Regions from separate parts of the Homo sapiens genome. Here region 2 is linked to region 1. A link is an interaction called in ENCODE POLR2A ChIA-PET data of the cell type or tissue named here. Cell type or tissue: PC-9. All regions are shown on one strand.

Region 1 (2,500 bases):
ATAAACATGTTAATGTGATTTGAAAGTTGCCTGTCCTCCTCTGTTAACATAATTTTAATGCAACCTTCCTAAGTTCTAGTCACAGTAAATTTGAATTTATTTTGCTGCCTAACTTCCCTGAAAGTGAAATATGGTAGCTTGGAGATTCGTATGTCACTGAATATGAATTTTTTACTGTATGTCTGTGTTACTGTTTGAAAGTACTCTTGGAAGATCTGGGAGCGGCCGGGCACAGTGGCTCACGGCTGTAATCCCAGCACTTTGAGAGGCCAAGGCAGGCAGATCACAAGGTCAGGAGATCGAGATCATCCTGGCTAACACAGTGAAACCCCGTCTCTACTAAAAATACAAAAAATCAGCTGGGCGTGGTGGCGGGTGCCTGTAGTCCCAGCTACTCTGGAGGCTGAGGCAGGGGAATGGCATGAACCTGGGCGGGTGGAGCTTGCAGTGAGCCGAGATTGCGCCACTGCACTCCAGCCTAGGAGACAGAGCAAGACTCTGCCTCAAAAAAAAAAAAAAAAAAAATGTGGGATCATTGTCTATATAAAAGCATAAGGAGAATGAGCCTCTAAATATGGTGAAACAGATTTTATGAGATGTTTTATAGGAAGGTTGAGTATAGGTTTTCTCAGTGTAGGCAGTTGGGGAAAGTAAGTATATGCACTTATACAGACTCATAAATAATTTTTAAAAATCTATACAGACCAACCAAGAAGAAAAAGGCCAACAGGTACACTGATGAAGATGTTTAACACATCCTTTACTGTTCTCACGTTAGACTTTAATGGCAGTTGCACTTTTTTTTTTTCTGTTTGGGTTTTATTTTCTTTTTGAAAGTTAATTGTACTGCCCTATAAGAAAGAATTCTGGTAAAATATTATTTCTTTGAAGGTGCTCGCATTTGGCTTTTCGTTGGTTTCATGTTGGCCTTTGGATCTCTGATTGCATCTATGTGGATTCTTTTTGGAGGTTATGTTGCTAAAGGTAAGAGAAAACATAGGTTACAATTTACTTCAGTGGAATACTGGAATTTTGCATTAAAGTTGGTTATTTTAGAATAAAATTTTTTTCCTATAGTTGGGCCAACTACTAGCGATGCATTTATATCCGGGACCCCCCACCCTCCACCGACAGTGTTTGGTTTTCTTTGTCTTATATATTTTTAGTATTCCTTTCTTCAGTCATTTTTCTTCTTATCCAGAGCCTGGAAGGGATGAGACAGCTCTAAACACTGCTTTTCTTTGGCTTCCAAAAATCTCAAAAGCAGAACATATGTTATCTAGCTAGTTAGCAAGCTTTGTTTCTTTTTTAGAGACAAGAGTCTCACTATCACCCAGGCTGGAGTGCAATGGCATGATCATGGCCCACTGCAGCCTCAACCTCCTGGGCTCAAGCCATCCTCACACCTCAGCTTCCCAGGTAGCTAGGGCCACAAGCACACACAACCACACCCAGCTAATTTTTAAATTTTTTATAGAGATGGATCTTGCTATGTTGCTAAGGCTGGCCTTGAACTCCTGGCCTCAAGCCTGGCCTAACAAGTTCTGACTTTCAGAATATCTGTGCAAAGCTCTAACATCCCAGAATTGAGATTTATTCAGTTAAGCCTCCCTGGTAATATGATGTCACCTCCTTTCAGACAGAAAAGTAAACTAACATTTAATATACATCTGCTATATAAGGCCACTTTAAGGCAAGCTCAGGAAAAGGTATACTGTTAGACCCTGGGAGAAATTTCACCTTGAGGGACCCTAGAAAAACAGAAAACCCATTTAATGGTCCAGGTAAAATTGCTATGGGTGTCATAGTAAAAATACAGTATTAATGATTTATAAAAACTGGACCAGGTTATATATATTCTGCTCATATTTTAACACTTATTTGAATAAAATGTAACTTGTAGATTAAAATAATGTTTCCTAAATTTTTATTAAAATCATTTAATCTCATAGATGGGAGTAATAGATATTTCCAAATATTTGTATTTTTAATTTTATTTTAATTATTTTTTTTATTTTTTGAGACAGGGTCTGCTCTGTCACCCAGGCTGGAATGCAGTGGCACAATCTCAGCTTACTGCAACCTCCACCTCCCAGGCTCAAGCAATCCTCCCACTCAGCCTCCTGAGTAGCTGAGATGACGGGCGCATGCCACCACGCCCTGCTAGTTTTGTATTTTTTGTAGAGATGGGGCTTCACCATGTTGCCCAGGCTGGTCTCAAACTCCTGGGCTCAAGTGATCTGCCTGCCTCAGCTTCCCAAAGTGCTGGGATTACAGGTGTGAACCACTAGGCCTAGCCATGTGTAATTTATTATTAAAATCATGTTACCAAAATTGTAGAAAATAAAAAAGGGTGGGTGCAGTGTAATCCCAGCACTTCAGGAGGCCAAGGAGGGAGTACTGCATGAGGCCAGGATTTTGAGACCAGCTTGGACAACATAGGGAGACACCATCTCTACAAATAATAAATATTTAGCCGACTATGGTGACGTGCATGTGT
Region 2 (2,500 bases), 130 kb after region 1:
TTCACCCAGCAGTCCAGGACCCCCACCAGGTCCCTCCCAGCTCTGTGGGTGCCCTCACCTAGATGAAAATGCTGCATTTCTCATTCTCCTAGGCTGGAACAAGACATTAAAAAGTTAAAGGCTGACCTGCAAGCCAGCAGACAAGTGGAACAAGAGCTCCGCAGTCAGATCAGCTCCCTTTCGAGCACCGAGCGAGGGATCCGCTCAGAAATGGGCCAGCTTCGGCAGGAGAACGAGCTGCTGCAGAACAAGTACGTGCACCTTTCAGGCCTTTGGCCGTAAGCCCGGCAGCTTCACTGCTTCTCCTGTTGCCAGGGGTTGGAGCACAAGATTTATGGTGACAGAGACCTGCTGAGAGGTTTTTAAATAAAATGTTTAAAATACTTTATTTAGTACCAGATATTCAACATGTTTATAAAATCTATAAAAACTTATTTCATTGCCACAAAACAGTTTATTAATATTACTGTTTTTGTCTTCTCTCATTTAATAACTTCTTAGTTTAAAATAGTTATTGAGTTTTTGGATAGTAAAATTGACAAGAAGTAGTTCTGTCACATTTTGAAAATTTTGCTCCTTTGAGTGAAAATTTCTAGAGGATTTGACTATATTTACTTTTATTTCCAGAACTAAAAGATGACATTGAACTTTGATTTTATTTGAAAAGGCAGGCAGAAAGCCAGGTCTTCTGTGTGAATTCATTTAGGCTTTTGATTAGTTCATTCTGGAATTACTTCTTAACTCAGTGTAGGTCTGTCCTTTTTTCTTTTTTTAAATCTCCCAGCAATGTGTGCCCGTGGTAGTGATGATCATTACAGGCTGTTGGCTTTCTGGGCTTTCCCTGTTGAAAGAGGAGTTCAACATTTTTAAGGAATGTAACTCAAAAGCTAGGGCATTACAGGCAAATAACCTCTCCATTGCCTCTGACCAGCATTTGTGGTGGTTCTAGCATTGATATGTAGAGAACATCCCAGTGATAAACTCACCTCATGCTGATAGGTAAAGCTGGGGGTGGTAGTAAGCAGGAAATATGGCTGAAATTTCTATCTGAAATTAAGCATCCTGTGACTCTAAAAGAGGATTTGGGGACACTGTGAGCAAACATCCTGAGCTGGAAAGGAAAAGCTGTAGTAGGCTACAGCAAAATTGTATTCAGGAAAAATAAAAACCTTCCCCTTTCCACCCCTTACCTTAGTTTCACTGGGGCTGGTCCCATCAGTGGTTCTTTGGTGGGACTGAAGTTCTTTCAGGGTGCTCTGGAACATTAGAATTAGTTCTACAATTATCTTCCCCTCTGTTCAAAATTTGTTTTACCCTGTTTTCTGGATGACCTTTTGTAGATCACTTACTTGAACAGAGCAGAGGCTAGGTCTTAATCTCTGTTTTGTAAGGCAGCTTGTTTATTGGTGTTTAGGAATTATTAAAGAATAACAGTGTGTTTTCCTCAGGCATTCTGGGCATTGACATTTTTGATTTGCTGTTCAAACCTCCTGTTTAATTGGCCTTAAGGTGATAAAGAGATGTTTCTCAAGGGTTTATAGTGGGCATTTGTAATTTTAAGACTTTATATGACAATCATTTCCATATAGGTTACATAATGCTGTGCAAATGAAGCAAAAAGACAAGCAGAATATCAGCCAGTTGGAGAAAAAGCTAAAAGCTGAGCAGGAAGCCCGAAGTTTTGTAGAGAAACAGTTAATGGAAGAGAAAAAGAGGAAGAAGTTAGAAGAAGCCACTGCTGCCCGGGCTGTTGCGTTTGCTGCTGCATCTAGGTATGTCCATGTCACCTGAGTGTTTAATCCAAGGTTGGCTTTCCTTTACCAACAAAGACATGGGAATTTGGTGCCTTGGGCAGGATTGGACGTACAGCAATCATGCACGGATGGATTGCTTTTAAGTACTGTTTTATTAACTGGTTTAAACTCCATGTGTGCAAGCTTGCACTATCTTATAACAGCTTTATCCCTCAGTGACCTCATCTATAAAGTGGGATGAGGGAATCACCATGTTTCCCATACCTGGGAGGCAAAGTACTGCTCATAAAAAGGTTTCCAGTCACTTTTTGTCAGACTGATGATTACTAAATGCATTGAGAGATTCTATCTGGAAGTTCGTTCCCTTTAGAGAGCTATCATTACTCTCCACTCTTAGGTATATGTGTTTCTGAAGTTTTTATCTTAAAATGGAAGAAAGATAAAATCTTGGTTGCCCAAGCACTGTGTACTGGCTGCTCAAATGGATATCAGCAAACTGTCAAATGAAATGGAAAAAAAAAGTGAAACATAAGTCTCTACTAGATGGAATTACATTTATGGCATAATGAAAATTGGGGACTACCTCCTATACCACTGGAAAGTACCCCTGTGTGCAAGTATTCCAAAAACTATTAGATAGTTAAGAGCTTTTTTTTTCTTTTTGCTTCTACTTCACTTATCACTTTTTCCTTTGTTTTCTTGACTAGTGAAGTCCCTCTGCATGTGGGAATCAGTTAGGTGTTTGC

The links. Peaks named below come from ENCODE experiments on the same cell type or tissue, not always from the same donor. Only the 100,000 strongest peaks of a DNase experiment are listed, where the experiment ranks them.
Region 2: POLR2A ChIA-PET joins it to region 1 with 5 read pairs; 2 of 35 experiments call an interaction of 5 or more read pairs at or near these places.

The regions. Positions count from the first base shown.
Region 1 is chr1:25,351,991-25,354,490 of GRCh38, forward strand. It overlaps TMEM50A (transmembrane protein 50A), which reads left to right. Exons shown (of 7, transcript NM_014313.4): 5 at 892-984. Among named protein-coding and RNA genes, the nearest start is that of TMEM50A, 15 kb to the left of the region's middle. In PC-9, no CTCF peak of the experiment used is centred here; no DNase peak of the experiment used is centred here; H3K27ac peaks cover 346 bases.
Region 2 is chr1:25,484,024-25,486,523 of GRCh38, forward strand. It overlaps MACO1 (macoilin 1), which reads left to right. Exons shown (of 11, transcript NM_018202.6): 7 at 93-251; 8 at 1,590-1,772. Among named protein-coding and RNA genes, the nearest start is that of MACO1, 54 kb to the left of the region's middle. In PC-9, no CTCF peak of the experiment used is centred here; no DNase peak of the experiment used is centred here.